Linked DNA regions of Homo sapiens: region 2 is linked to region 1. A link is a loop called in an ENCODE intact Hi-C map of the cell type or tissue named here. Cell type or tissue: GM12878. All regions are shown on one strand.

What was found. A loop is a pair of places that touch in the nucleus more often than their neighbours do. Peaks named below come from ENCODE experiments on the same cell type or tissue, not always from the same donor. Only the 100,000 strongest peaks of a DNase experiment are listed, where the experiment ranks them.
Region 2: a loop joins it to region 1, with 6 times the contacts of the local background. A loop is called at or near these places in 3 of 110 quality-filtered maps.

What each region holds. Positions count from the first base shown.
Region 1 is chr4:78,609,394-78,617,393 of GRCh38, reverse strand. ANXA3 (annexin A3) reads right to left here. Exons shown (of 13, transcript NM_005139.3): 13 at 6,947-7,338. The coding sequence ends at 7,279. It overlaps LOC124900721 (a long non-coding RNA gene), which reads right to left and starts at 2,601. Exons shown (of 2, transcript XR_007058152.1): 1 at 1-2,601. In GM12878, a CTCF peak has its summit at 4,792 (motif pointing left); DNase peaks (open chromatin) are centred at 3,283 and 4,753; H3K4me3 peaks cover 328 bases; H3K27ac peaks cover 1,157 bases.
Region 2 is chr4:78,746,643-78,754,642 of GRCh38, reverse strand. No RefSeq gene overlaps it. Among named protein-coding and RNA genes, the nearest start is that of BMP2K-DT, 25 kb to the left of the region's middle. RefSeq lists enhancers at 4,023-4,072, 4,373-4,552. In GM12878, no CTCF peak of the experiment used is centred here; DNase peaks (open chromatin) are centred at 1,337, 4,352 and 5,162; H3K27ac peaks cover 2,148 bases.

The DNA of each region.
Region 1 (8,000 bases):
TATCTGGGAAAGCAGGCAATAGAATTAGCATCTATTCTGTAAGCTCCAGCATGGAGAAGACTTAAACTGATCTCTAGTTATCTTCAATAGATAGGATACCGTAATAAGATTTCTGAAATCAGAGAAAGAGAGAAACAGAGAAGCCAGACTTTCCATTAGATACTTCAGAAACAAGAGGAACACACACAAAAAATAAGGATGGACTCTGATATTCAGTGCCCAGTGATGGCCTCTTCACTGAGGATTAGTAGCCCACTCGGCTGGGTGTGGTGGCTCACACTTGTAATCTTAGCACTTGGGGAGGCCGAGGAGTTCGAGACCAGCCTGGGCAACACAGTGAGACCTTGTTGCTATTTTTTAAAAAAAGAAAGAAACAGAAAAGGATTAACAGCTCACTTAACTCATGTACTATTTGATACATTATTTTCCAATATTATCAAATACGGGGATCTTGTTCTTATCTCTACTAATCTTTATATCTTCAAAGCCCTACCAATCAATTCCTTTAATACCTAGCTCAGAGGTGACATTCCTGGTGAATCCTGCCCTGCATACTTAATTAATCCTTCATTTGAGTTCTAGGTGCCTTTTAATAACCAAATTTTCTTATATGTCATGTAAAGATATTCTTAAATTATTAAGTCAATAAATTTAAATTTACTTAGAAAACACAACTTTGACAAAAAAAGAAAAATGCATCAGCTGTAATGCTACTACCCAGAGATAAACAGTTACCATGGTCATGTACATTTTCCCAGCCCTTCTGGTGTCAACTAAAGAAAAAAAAATCAAGCTTGTAAAGAATGAAAGGTGGTTGTATTTAGAAGTCTTACTGAGGACTATAGACTGAGGCCTAGAGCCTGGGAACAGTCCTTCAAAGAGGTTCTGTCAGACTGCTCTGAAATGGTGTTTTAGCTCACAGTTTATATATGAGTTGTGAAGGTTTAGTACTTGTAAAATCACATCAAATGTGTGCAGAAGTTACATTAAAGCAGAATCACATCGAAGTTTGGGTGTAAGAGTACAGCTGGTTATAGATTACAGAGGCATCATCACTAACCCCATCAGATATTACCTTACGTGTAAGAAAAGGCAGGGAATAGAGTCATTTATCTTTTAAGGAACTTAGTGACTCAGGCAAGAGACATGATGGGGCCATGTGCTCTATCCTGCTTTGCCTTCAAAGCATATTTCCGGAGAGCTGCACGTCGTCACAGAGTTAGGCTTCGTGAAATTATGCTGGCATGCAGAAATGAGCAGACATGCCTCCTTACATTTGCTATGTTGTCTCACACTGGTTTTCTTTTTCTGTTTCGTCAAGCAACTTTTCTTCCATTTAGCAAAATATCATAAACATCTTTTGTGTGTATCTGTATCTATTTCTATATCTATCAGTATTTCTGATACTTAGTAGTCCGCAGCATTTTTACTAGCATTGTTACAGTACATATCATATTTTACTATAGTTAATTTTAAGTAGCTAGCATTTACATATGCTTACAATGTACTGGGTCATTCTAAGTACTTACATGCATCGATCCATTTAATCTTTGTAATCCTAGGTGGTTGGTCTAATTACTACTATCACTCAAATTTCACAGATGAAGGAATCTGAGACATAAAGGGCTTAAGTAATTTTCCCACGATCACACAGCTAGAGACTTTAGAGCTGTTAGAGCTAGAATTTGTCCAGCTAGGCTGACTCCAGACTTTTAACCACTGTGCAATACAACTTTAACAGTCTTTAACTGAACACCTAGTAATTGGCAGTTGCTTCAAATATCTTATCCTTTAACTCTGCAAGTTGCAAAGAGTGTGAGAATTTTGTGTGGAAGCCACATTTGCTTAATCCCCAAACCCACCCACCGCTATCACCACTATGCTGTCCTTGCCAATTAGCCAAGTATCTGTCTTTCCTCTCCTTTGCTTATTCCCCAGATCGTCAACTCCTTGAAGTCAGGAAATGTGTAGCTTTCTTCACTTTTATAACTCCAACACCTGGCGTAGTTTCTGGACTACAGTTACCATGTAATAAATGTTGGAAGAATAAAGGTTGGAAGGAGTTTGGTTTGACTGATAAAAACCAAGAAAAATATTTTTCATGAAGTTATCAGATGTCAAATTCTATTTAACACCGGTTTAAATAGAATTTGCAGACATGATCTGGAACTTTCTTTGTGGACTTGGCTCTCTGACACAAAACAAAACAAAAAATTTAAATGCAACTTTGGAAATCTCTAAACTCTTCTGAGGTCTGTGGCCAGGGGCACCAATGCAAGCCAGTTACGCTGTGGATTGCTGCAGTTCTCTAAAAGGAGGGGTGAATTTGGGCTAATTCTCACCAACTCCCTACCCTTGTGACCTTTGTTCTTCTCTACTTTCTACCCCACTGTGGCATGCTCTTTTTCGTAGGAGCTGATTTTATCCCAATGTTCTTTTTCAAAACTTCCTTTTATCTGGTGGTTGATATTGTAGCAATTGGCAAATCACATCTGTCGCTTCACAGCAAGTCTGATGCTCTGCCAGGTCACCTTGGACCACTATGTTTTTTTTTGAGATAGAGTTTCACTCTTGTCACCCAGGCTGGAATGCAATGGCACCATCTCGGCTCACTGCAACCTCTTTCTCCCATGTTCAAGCGAATTCTCCTGCCTCAGCCTCCTGAGTAGCTGGGATTACAGGCATCTGCCACCACGCCCAGCTAATTTTTTTGTACTTTTAGTAGAGACAGGGTTTCACCATGTTGGCCAGGCTGGTCTCAAACTCCTGACCTCAGGTGATCTGCCTTCCTCGGTTTTCCAGAGTGTTGGGATTACAGGGGTGAGCCACCACGCCTGGCCTGGACCACTATTTATTGCCACATCCAGTTCCACAAAGTTTATGCCCAAAGAGGTCACATGTACATTTTGATAGCTAGTTTTTTCTTATGCATGGTTGTGTCATAAAACCTTTCAGCTGAATGGGCTGCTCTGGTATTCTGGGTTTGGGATTTCTTTTAACAGTTTACTGCAGCAGCCATTCAATGTTACCTCCTACTCTGTAACCCTCCTCCTCATTTGAAATTCTCCTCTCTCTCACTGTTGACTTTGTAAACTCTACAGAAATAGGCAAACTTTGGTTTCAGAGGAGGGCTGGCCCTGGTGGGTAAAACTGGCACAAAGCTGAGTTTGATGAAACTGAAAGAAATATAGCACCAGTAAAAAGGCTTCAGCACACAGCAACCTGTACTTGCTTGACTCTCACAGTCCCACGGGAGACATACAGAGTGGGTGGGAAAGATCTGAGTTTGTCAGTTTGCTGGGGGTGGGGTTGAAAAAAAATTTGGGGTACTTTCCGTGGCTCATAAAACACAAGGTTTCACAGGCAGGAAATTGCCAAGAAGTTTGCTTTATCTTCTTTCCTAATTGCAAACTAGAAGAGGTAGCTTTACAACATCTCAAAATCCCCCAAGTGATTAGAGCACTGTATAAGCAATTGTAAGTCTTCCAAACTGAGCCAGAGAATAATGGCTAATGTTTATTGAGCACTTAACGGGTGCAGGCACTGTGGTAAGTGCATCACCTAATCTGGCTTATTGAAACCTCACGCCTACTCTGAATGATACTTGCATGGCCATCCTGGCTTTACAGGTGAGGAAACTAAGGTACAGAAAGAGTAAGCGACTCACTCCCTCACATGTCATACTACTGTCAACTGATGGGCAGGAAATAAGACTAGGAAACTTTCTTCAGATCCTGTAACCTCATCACTGAGGTGAACACAGTTGGCTCTTATCGTTGGAGGACACACTGACAACATATTAATAACACTGATTTCAGCTGACAGTTCTCTGAAGCTTCCAAGGCCTCAGAGTTACTGTCGCTGAGTAGTACTAAAACAAGTATCGCTTATTTATTCTACAAATGCTTGTTGAACACTTACTATCTGCTCTTCACTGGCAACTCACCATGCCAATGCAGTTATTGGTAACTAATTTTTATTGAGTTAAATTTTTCACATGCTTTATTTCATTTCATCCTTGCACATATTTAAGGTAGGTGCTGTTATTGTCAGCTAAAGAATTGAGTTGTATGGAGGTTAAGTATTTGTCGAGCACTGTTATCTACGCTGCTGCCATAAGTGGTGAAGCCAGGATTTGAACCCAGTTTGATATGACCCCAAAATTATTGTTTTAAAGACAAAGTAAAACTGTGGGTTATCCATATGGCATGAAATTGGGGAAATGGAAATAGGGGAAGGTACATGGAAGAAATGTCTGAACTACTGTACACTATTTTAAAAATTTCCTCAATACATTCTTACAAATAGGCTAGAGAATCTCCTATTCAACATCCTCATTTGCCATTTTTGCAGCTCCTGATTTATAGACCAAACATTCTGTTACTGTAGCGTGAAGTGTACAAACCTTCTGCTTCTGCAGCTCACCAACCACAGAGCCCAGGACTCTCTGCAGCTGGCTATTTTTCTCTTCTTTCAATCTTCAGGGACTAAACTTAGGGCTTAATGAGATGACATGAATGCACTCAATTCTGCAGGTGATCCATGTCAGAGCTAATGCACATTCATGTAAATGAAGATGGTCCTGGGAATCCAGAGAAGCCAGATGATTAAATTAAATGTTCCACATGTTTCCTTAAGAAGGAGTTTACAGTGACAATAAGATTTCTGAACCATGACAAACCTTCTATAGAAGAAGTTTCCAACAGTTTAGATTTGGCCATGTTATTCTGAAGCAAGTTAAGTAGGTTTTGCCATTGGGATGCAAGGCCGTGGGGTTCACTTTGAACTTGACATGCCACCTTGTGGAAATTGGAGGCAATAAAAAATGTGGCCATTGAATACTACTCTATAATAATTATATGATACAGGCTAACATTTATTAAGGGCTTACCATGTGCTATGCACTATGTGGAATACCTTTTAAGTGTTTTTTTTCATTTATTTTTCAAAACAATCTTATGAGGTAGGTACTATTGTTGTCCCATTTTAAAGACGAGGAATATGTGGCTTAGAAAGGTAATTGCCTGAAGTCCAATGCATACAAGGCAAAACAGATGTGAGTAGAAGGGTTAGAGGGTTACCTCATTGGGGCTTTTTTTTTTTCTGCAGAATTCTCTTGTGTGATCACTACTGTGTTCAAGTTCTCACCTTCTTCAAACTCACTCATGCACAGGTAAGGTTTTTTTGTTTTGTTTTGTTTTTGAGACGGGGTCTTGCTCTGTCACCCAGGCTGCAGTACGGTGGTGTGATCATAGCTTACTGCAGCCTCAAACTCCTGGGCTCAACTGATCATCCCACTTCAGTCTCTTGAGTAGCTGAGACTATAGGTGCACACTACCACACCCAGCTAATTTTTAAATTTTTCGTAGAGACAGAGTCTCCTGATGTTTCCTGGACTGGTCTCAAACCCCTGGGCTCAAGTGATCCTTCTGTCTCAGCCTCCCAACATGCTGGGATTAGAGGTGTGAGCCACTTTGCCCAGCCACAGATAAGTTTTAAAGTCCAGATGACCCGGATCTTAAGCCTTGGCTTTGCCACTGTGTAACCCTGGGCTGGATACCTAACCTGAGTCTCATTTTCCTCACTTGCAAAACAGGGGAAATATTGACACATGTAACCATGCTTTGTTTCAGAAAGTACTTAATACATAAGTGGTATAACAACTCTGAGGATGAATGAGATCTAAAATAAAGATTCACTGTATTAAATGCCTTTTATGTGCTGAGCACTGTTCTAATCTAAGCACTAGGCATTGAAAACTACAGTGGCCCTGGGATGGGATAAATTCTAAGGCAAAACAGTGGTTAAGAGCCTGGACACTGGAGTTGGACTACCTGGCTCTTACAGTGACAAGTTACTTAATTTCTCTAAGCTTCCATTTCCATTTCTATATCTGTGTTGGTATCTACATTGTAAGATGCCTTGAGGATTAACAAATTAAAATATACTACACTGTTTAACATAGTACCTAATACATAGTAAGCACTCTATGAGTATTAACATTGATTTATTGCTTCGTGATATACTTACTCACTAAATCACTTACACTAAAATCGTGAAGGCATACTTGACTGACACTTGGTAACTTTGAATACCATGTTTACTCAATTTTATCTCCCAAATATTTAAGTAGTTGTTTTCATTATCTCCTGCCATCATCTTAGTTATGACTGACATTTATAGTATTGATTACAGAACTAACTTGCCAAATGAGCTTCCTGACTCAAGCAATCCTCCCACCTCAGCCTCCCAAGTAGCTTGGACCACAGGCATGTGCCACCATGCCAGGCTAATTTTTGTATTTTTGGCAGAGACAGGGTCTCACTAGGTTGCCCAGGCTGGTCTCAAACTCCTGGGCTCAAGCAGTCCGCCTGCTAACCTCCCAAAGTGCTGAGATTACAGGCGTGAGCCACTGCACATGGCCAGTACGATCATTTCTATTCTGGTCCAGGAAAATAACTCTAACTGGAATTTTTTTCACTTTATCTATTTCATATCAGTCAAGGTATTTCATATTAGGTCCCACTCAAAGATGGCATGATGGATTCTTTAAATGCATAGTTTTGCCAACTCAAGAGAAAAGGAAACCTTAGAGGCTTGATTCTAAATGCCCATTCTGGGAAAGTAGTATTTAGCATGAAGCAACCATAATTCATGCTTGCCATTCAGACAGGAAGTGGTTAGATTAATCCTTCAGCAGATGTTTTCTGAAAGCTGAAATAACTTATCATGCATTACCACTCCTATAGCTTGATCACAACTACAAAGGGTAGGCCAGGGTCACATACATCTTCATCTTATTCCTTTCTTTCAAAAAAGTGTGATTAACAAGGTGATAAACTGAAGCAGTAACAGCTTCTATACAGAAACATGTTTTAAAATATTAGTTGTTGGCACCAGGCATCAAACAATGTTGGCAAGCTCTGAAAGCAAACAAAGAAATTACTTTTAACAAAAGCAACAATTTTTATTATCTTGCTTTATATTTAATGGAGTAGAACTATAAAGATTCTTAACTTTGAAAGCAGAAATATAAGTTGGATAGTAGTTGCAGATCTTTAATACCATTTTCAATTTCATTTATGAGCTGCTACATTATAAATGAGATGCTCTAAAATAATAATCGCTTTTGTTGTTGTTGTTATAGAACAATGAAAATTCCTGTTAGGAACACAAGTTGCTGTTTATATTTGCTTGTTCTCTTAAATAGTATGAGAAGAAGTAAGGTGGAGCTGTTGGGAAAGCCCATCGTGGACCTTTGGAGATTATCTTCTTGGTTCAGTCATCTCCACCACAGATTTTTAAGAGTGTGATTTCATAGTCTCCAGAAGTATCCGACTGCAAAGAATAAAATCAATGAAGAACAAATACAGTATAAATAATGGGAGACCATAAATGAATCAAATCCTATAGCACTAGGGAATTCACCTGGGTGTGAGACTCATGAGCTATACCATTTAGTAAAACATACCTGCAATTCCATCATTCATTCATACCTGAGTGTAATTACGTTCTGACCAGCATCTTCTTCACTGTAAGTAATATTTAGATTCTTCCTGATATACTGCAGTTAAATTTCAATTTTGGTTTAATAAAATAAGATTGCATCACTTACATAATATTGATTTCTATAAAAACTTCAAATTTTAGTTTTAATAATATTTATCGAACACTTGCTATTCAAAAGGCTTAATGTGTATTAACTACTTTAACCCTTTTAAAAGCTCTCTGCAATAGGTACTATACGTATCCCCCATTTAACAGATAAGTAAAATGAGAAAGACAGGTTAGGAAACTTGCCTCAAATCTTATCGAGAATAAGTGACAAAAGCAGGATTTGAATCCCTATATCCTGGCTCCTTAATACCCTGCTACACTGCCTAACTTAGGAAAGTGAAATGAACCACATTTTTAAAGAATATGTTTATCAGTTCCTTTTCCCAAGGCCAACCAAAAATAGACTGTTGTCCAGAAAAGATACTACGTGAGGTTGAGGCTTA
Region 2 (8,000 bases), 140 kb before region 1:
CAGGAGCTGAAATTTTGGCATTAAAGTAAGTGAATACTCAGTGGACTGGATGACTGAATTTCTCTACCTGAGTGAGCAAATTTTCCTGGCTTAAAAGTAAAATAAATCAATTGTTATTATATTGCTATTTAGTATTACTATTCACTGGTTCAAAAACATTGCAGGTGAGAAAATATCAAGCCATGAATTGCATCCAACCAAACAAAGCCCAAGGTAACATACTTCTCATCATAGGAATTATTTTCTTTTCAATGTAATGAACATCTCTAAAATGTCCACTATGGGCTAGGCACTGTGTTATGTACTTGAGGCCAAAAGAAAATTAAGATCGTTGTTTATTGATTTAAAATAGATCTCATTTTTATGGATTAATAAACAGTCCAACAGCGTTGGCCTTGATGTCTTCTACACAGTAGATCTAAAAAATATTTGATGAATGATAATGTCAAATAGGTCATTTCCATTTGAGGGCATGAGTGAAGTATGGGACAGGGGTTAAGTGAAGAGTCCCTTGGCCCCATACTTAGTGCTGGTCATCTCCAGCAATCCTAATTCCTCTGTGAAGTGGTCCTCAAACTACGGGATTCTACCCTTTCTAGTTTCACAAAAATAGGTGCTTAGCTTAATATATTATTGCTGGACAAATGAAGAAATGAGTCTAGCTTCCTGGCTAGAGGGTAATCCTGTAACCCACATCAAAATCTGCCTGATCTGTTTTAGGGTCTCCTGAAATGGCTGTAAACCCCCCGCCCCTGCCACACTGCAATGGGAGTTCTGTATTCAGGTTTGTGGCCCTCTATGGTGCACCACTTCTGTATAGAGCTTCAAGAATCCTCCACTGTAGTGGCATCTTACTCCTTCCAGAATGTAAGGCCTGAAGCAGAAATTAGAGGTTGAGAACTGCTAGAACTTCTCCAAATAAGGTAGCTGCTTGCCAAGATCCAGCGGTCGTTAAATGGCCAGTTCTGTATAGAATGAAAATGAAGGGAAAGCTTGAACCACACTCATCTCCTTTAGGCCTTGGGGGCTCAAATTTATGAGTGAAATGGGTTCTGTAAGTCAGCAGTAGGCTCAGGCATTGTCCTCTGAACTTTAATTTCCCTCTGGAGTGAGGGAATCTGATGATCTTGGATTCCTAAATAATGTGGAAGCATCTTGAAAGTTACCTCTCTGTCCCTTCATCCATTTTTAAGAATCAGATTCAGTCTGATGATGTTTCTCATGCAAATCCAAGCCATGGTGGGAAACTCCTCAATGGGGCACATGAGCTTCCACTGCGATAGGTGGTTTCTTGGTCTACAGGGTAGATGAGGGGCTCTCAGAGGTTCCCACAGCCACCTCAATACCTGCCTTTCAGAAGCATTAGATGGGCTTCCTTAGCTCTTTGCTTTAGAGATATGAAAGTTACCATGGATTTCCTGAAGCTTATGGCTGAGACCACAGAATACCATTCTGTCTCTGTCTCCTCTCAACCCCCCAAAAGTAATTTGACTGTTCACCCATTGTCCTCGTAGTCAATAGTAGATGCCAATTCAGGGTACATAAGGACTTGGAAATGCTGAGCATATCCTTTAGTCTTTATTCTAATTCTCAAATATATGTTCCGAGTAAGCACAAGAGAGCTACCTGCCAAGGTTGTTGTGGCTGATGAGAACTTCCCATCTCCCTGAAGGAAGCATAATTCTGGAGTTAGTTGGGTTCCCTGGTGGCAAAACGACTCAGTAATAGAAAATGTTTCCAAATGTTGAGAGTTTGGAAAACTGCCAAATAAATGATACTAGTTCTTAAATCTCAGTCATTATATGTATTATGTCTAAATTAGCATATTTGGACATTTTCATTTTATACCTGTATTTAATGATGAATACATGTAGTCAAAGTGTAGCCTTGTAATAGATTTTTCTTGGTTAAGCATTTTCCCAGGTCTTCAAATGTTTATTTCTAGAACAAGAAAGAATGTATGTTGCCCATGTTATGATGAGCAATATAAAATTAGGCATTCATTTATTATTTCAGTAATTGACTTTTTGTTGAATGCTTCCTATGTGCATATCACTGAGTTGAAATTAATTCTATTTTAAGGGTTTTTCCTGTTTTACTGTTCTTCATTTGTCATGGATGACTGAAGTGGCTGAAGTTTGTCTCATGCAGTTACTTAGCTGGTCTGATCAGGCTACATTTTCCTTTGCTTTTTTCTTCTCTACATTACCAATAATGGCTGTGTTATGCCTTTTGCTTTATGTAAATATTTCTGAGTGCTTGTCATATGCAACAATATAGAATTTTAAGTCAGATGCTACTTGTAAGTTTTCTCATTTATTGAAAAGAAGGAGAATGAACTTTAAAACTTTTTTTGCTCTTAACACTTTCAGGATTTTATGATGTTAGTTTCTAAATGCCAAGTATAAGGGACAACATTTTTGCCAGCAAAGTTCTAGAAAGTGTTTGTTAAAATTAAGTAGGTGAAATTTATCTTCTGTACTTTGGTTTTTCTAACATTTCTCTTTCTGTTTTTAGTATTGATCTTTTCCTCAAAGGCCCCAGTGTCCTTGTCCCAAATGAAAGGAGTGAGTAAGGAGGACAAGTCACAGTTTTGCCACTTAATAGCTATATCAATTTGGATAAGTTATTTATCCTCTAGGCCTGAGATTCCTCATCTATAAAACAGGCATGATCACAAAAAATTCCTCACAGTTACTGTGAAGGTGTAATAGAATATTGAATGCATGTATATCCATTAATGATTAACAAAAAATTGCTAGCTTTTTATTTTGTCAAACACAGACTTTTAAAAAAATTCAACCTTCATCTACTATCATAATCATCTTATAACAGAAGTGACAAGATACCATCCAAAAAGAAGGACATTATCTCAGAATTTATAATTTTATAATTTTAAATGTATAGTTTTAATTAGAAATTTTACTACATTTTCCCTGTTGCTCCTATTTCACCAAAAATTAATGAATACCTTTGTCTAATCTGCAAGCCTGTGTTTGAAAACCACTGTTATGAGCTTTCCAGTTTTCTTTTTTTCTTCAAAATTTACCTATCATGGTCTCATTCCCTCAAAGCTCTGTCCTTTTCTAACATTACAGCTATAGTGTTAACCATCACTGTCTGTAGTGAATATTAATGGCTTAACGTATTCATCTTTTCAAGAACATGTTTATATTCTAATATGGGGGCTTTATCCAAATAAGTGATAGTAGTGGTGGAAATTTCAGACTAGTTGGCAAGTCTAGGGGAAAACAAATATGATGCAGGTACCCTTTTCAGCATCCTGAATGTCTACCTGCTTTATACATGTATATGGCTGACTCTGTACCCTACCTTTCTTAGCTTTAGGATATTAAGGCCTGTCATAGATAGGCTAGGACTTTGAATGGTTTCCTCAGCAGCACCTGTGAAATACACTTAGTGTTAGGTAACATTAAGTGAAATCAGGGTACAAAGGTTTTTTTGTTTCGTTTTGTTCTGTTTTTTGAGACGGAGTCTCGCTCTGTCACCAGGCTAGAGGGCAGTGGCCCAATCTCCGCTCACTGCAACCTCTGCCTCCCAGGTTCAAGCGATTCTCCTGCCTCAGCCTCCCCAGTAGCTGGGACTACAGGTACATGCCACCACACCCAGCTAATTTTTTTATTTTTAGTAGAGACGGGGTTTCACCATGTTGGTCAGGATGGTCTCTATCCCTTGACCTCAAGATCCGCCCGCCTCGGCCTCCCAAAGTACTGGGATTACAGGCATGAGCCACCGCACCTGGCCCCAAAGGTTTTCTTGCTTAAGTTTATGCCACTTCTCCTGATTAAAGCCTACAGTATCAAGTAAAGACACATCCCCTCCTCAGTAGATCTTTGACCTGTCGTGACTCTAATGGAAAAAGAACATATTTTTAAGTAGGTTTTTTCTAAGGATTAACACAAAAGAGGCACATTATGCCCCAAAGGCTGGCCTACAGATTGCTGGTCACCCTACATAGTAAACAATGGGCTGCTCTGGGGACAATGACAGCAGTACTGACACAACAAGACTGGACTCCATTTCAGATCTACCAAGGGTAGGTGGACAAGATATAAGGAAGATACAGGTCTGCAGTCAGAAGACCTTGATTCAAACCTGAAGTTAACAGTTATCAGCTGTGGAAAGTAGTCAAGGTCTCTAAACTTCAGTTTCCTGAAAATGGGGTTAAGAATAGTACAAATATCATAATTAGTACAAGGATTAAACAAGTTAACTCATGTGAAACGTTTTAGTACAGTACCTGCTCATGGTAAGCACTCAATATTAGCTTTGTTATTATTATGTGCACTGTGACAGGATGTGCCCACTTTGCTGGTAGCTTCATTAACCACTTATATTAAGTGTGTTTGCTGTTTTAGTCAGAACATACTCTGAAATCACAAAATATGCAAACTCAGATCTAGATCTGGGCAAATGTGAGGCATATCTTGGAGTTCCCCTTTTAGTAGGTTCCACAGAAATATCCCAGCCTTTACTAAACTTTATTTTACTTCCTCAAATTATCTCTCACTTCTCTTTTGGGGCAATGCCTGTCCTGTCTCATTACAATTGTCTCTAAGGGAAAACTTTGTTGTTGTTGGCTTGTTCTCTTGTGTTTTTTGTTTGGGATATCGTGATTGATAGTACATTCTTAACCATGAGCAAATATTATTGGGTTGCCTAGTGAATAAAACATCTCAATTCACATTGTTTCTAAAAGAAAGATGTTCAATGAGTTTGTCTTGAGGTTGTCAGATTTCATAATTATAGTCAACTTTCAATTATCCACATAAATAAAAAGGGCGTCAGTACAGATAACAGAAAATTACAGGCTCTGAAATTGTGGTTAGCTATCCAGCAGAGTTGAGCCCAGCTTCTATATATAACCAACAGCAATGCCAAGTGGGTTAAAGGAATTTAGTCCCTCTGTAATCTCCTTCAAACTCTATTCTTTGATATGGATACTTGACATTTTCTCAATCTTATGTAAAGTGCTAAGAAATTATAGCTTTAAGTCCTTTCTTCCAGTGAGATTGTGGCTCCTGCATTTCTATAAAATACAGTTCCAGAGTTGGCTCTGTCATAGGTCTGGGACTGTCTCAGGCAATGTGTCAACCACAAGGCCAAACCATGATGCATATGATTAATTTCCGATTCACAAAACCCAGAGACTGATACCTGTACATATGGCTTACTTCATCTCCCTAGAGCCAGCTTTAATACCTAAATAGGTGGTGGTGGTGGGGGAAGGGTGGTGAGTGGCAACCCCGAGGCAACCTATTTCAACAGTAGAGCACTAAGATTGAGATTGTTAGATGTGTATTTTCATATAGTTTCCTCTAGCTTTCACTACTGATTTGATCCCTTGGGGTCATATAGCGCAAATGTTTTCTTCTTTGAATATTTGGAAAAAGCCGTTATATTCTATCTGGACTTGCCACTGAGAACTATACGACTTTGGCTAAATTCCTTCATCCTTCTGATTTTTTTTTTTTTAATTCTAGAAAAGGAGGACATTTGACTAGGTGATCTATATTAGATTCTTTAATTTTAATACTATATTATATAATTCTATGAAAGATCTCTTTTGATGATAGTCATAAAAATGGTTTATTAATGATACACAATACAATGTACTTCCTATACATAATATCAGATTCAGTGCTCATAATATTACTATGGGGAAATTATTATTTTCAATTATGAGTGAGGAAACAAAAAGTCAAAGAGATTAAGTAAACCCTGTCCTGAGTTTCCGATTCTAGCCCTCTGCTCCAAGATAGGTTCTACCTCCATGTAATATTTTCTTGAGAAACTGATTTTAAAATCCCTGGAATTGGTTGCCCAAATGTAAGATGTGTTTAAAAACAAAACCAAGTTGATCTTCAATTCAGCAGGTAATACAGCACACCTGGTGGTCATTGCCACAAGATGATGAGAAGCCTCAGGGAAAACCAGGCCTAGACTCATCTGAGCAGTATAAAGGTTGCAAAGTTTATCAGAAATTGGCGCCTGTTTCATAAGCATGTGAGCCTCTCATCAGGACCTTAAATAAACTAAAGACATTATTGTACAAAGATAATCATTCCTCCAGCATTCAGTCACTAGGGCCTGCTGAATGCTAGGCATTGATTAATCACTCTTACCCACAATTTCTGATTTATTTCTCATAAAAATTCTGTGGGGTAATAGTTCGTGCATGTATTATCCTCATTTTATCTAAGATGATCTTGAGATTAATAGAATAACTTACCCAGGCAGTAAGTGGCAGATCAGGATTATAACCAAGTCCTTTGGGCTCCCAGTTCCAGACTCTTTCTATTCTGCCAGTATTTCCCAAAGTGTGTTTTAGTCTACACTCATCCCACAAAATGTCTTTCCAAAAATGATGCCACAGTCAACAATGTTTGATTCTGCACATTGTGGGGTCCCTTAGAGATTCATAGAGTTTAGCACATTCAAGATTCCCAGAAAATTTCAGAAAGGAAACATGTTTAACATTTTTCTTTCTAAATTTTTCTGAACTTATTTGCAAAGGCATCTTTTAATCCAATTAACACATATTTAATATTCTGAGGAATGGTATCCTGCAGAACTCTTTGAGAAATCCTGCATCATGCCAGGCTACATTAAAAAGAAATTTTTATAAGAAAGGATTGTCACCATAAACTGTTATTTTGCTTCATGTTAAAAAAATAATTTTCCCATGAGTTAACTAGTGTATCTCATGAGATCATAAGCCAGATGTTCATAGAATTCAACAGACTTCCTGGCCCTGACCTGAGAAAATAAAATGTTGCCATAGAATTACATACATGAGAATACCAGATGGGAATACGAAGAAAGTATATAAACAAGTATTATCCATTCTCACGATACTCAGCCTACATTCTAAAGAAGTTTGTATATGCATGGAAGTTACAATTTATCCTCCCCCCAAATTCTTGCTATTTGACATGCCTTACATTTTTATTCTAATGTGAATGATTGCAAGAAAAGGTCTTTTGCAATATTATGGATAATTTTGTGATTGCTTGAAGCTATTAGCAATGCCTGGTATGCTTTAAAACTAAGGGTGGAAATCATCGAACAAGGCAAATTAAGTTGGGTTTGGTTATGAAGATTAATTGCTTAATTCAGCTGTCTAGTTCATTGCATACTTTTAAGATCTGCCTGCCAGTTCACCCTGGTTCTGTGACAGCCTTTACATTTTTTTTTTAAAAGTAACTTTTTAATTGGCAATTATGAGTCAACAAGAATCTTTGAAATGTCTTGATGAAGTTTAAAAAGTGAAATATCATGACTTTCAGATGACTACGCATAGAGTGGCAAAAGCTGGGGATTTATATTTTATTGAAAGTAAACAAAAAACAAAAGGGAGAAACACAAAGTAATTATTTGCTGTAAAATGCATGTAAATGCCTCCTGCTGTTCATCATTCATGTATGCTGTTCAAGTTACCTATATCTGTGTTACAAATTATGGCAAAATGTAGTGGACTAAAAAAAAACCCTTTTATTATATCTCACAGTTTTGTAAGTCAGGCATTTGGGCAGGGTTTAGCTGGATGATTCTTCTGCTCAACATGTTGATAACTGAGCTGGTCTAGATGGTTCAAGATGGATTCACCTACATGCCTGGTGCCTTGACAGGATGACTGGAAGGCTGGGCTCAGTGGGGCCCCTCTCCTACTCCATGTAGTTCTCTCTAGCAAGATAGTTGGACTTCTTACTGGGTAGCTCAAGGTTCCAAGAGAAATTGTTACACGACACAGGAAATAAAAATAGCTGGGCTCTTAAGGCCTGGGCCTAGAAATTAGCACAGGGTCACTTCCAGTGTATTCTGTAAGTCAGAGAATTTGAGAGGGAACAGCCCAACTCTCATGGCAGTATCAAAGAATTTGTGGCCATTATTAATCTGCCATATAGGCCAAAATTCTTTGGCAGAAAGGCTTGTGTAATGCAGGAAAAGAATGCAAAAGCTATTCTGAACTTTTAAAC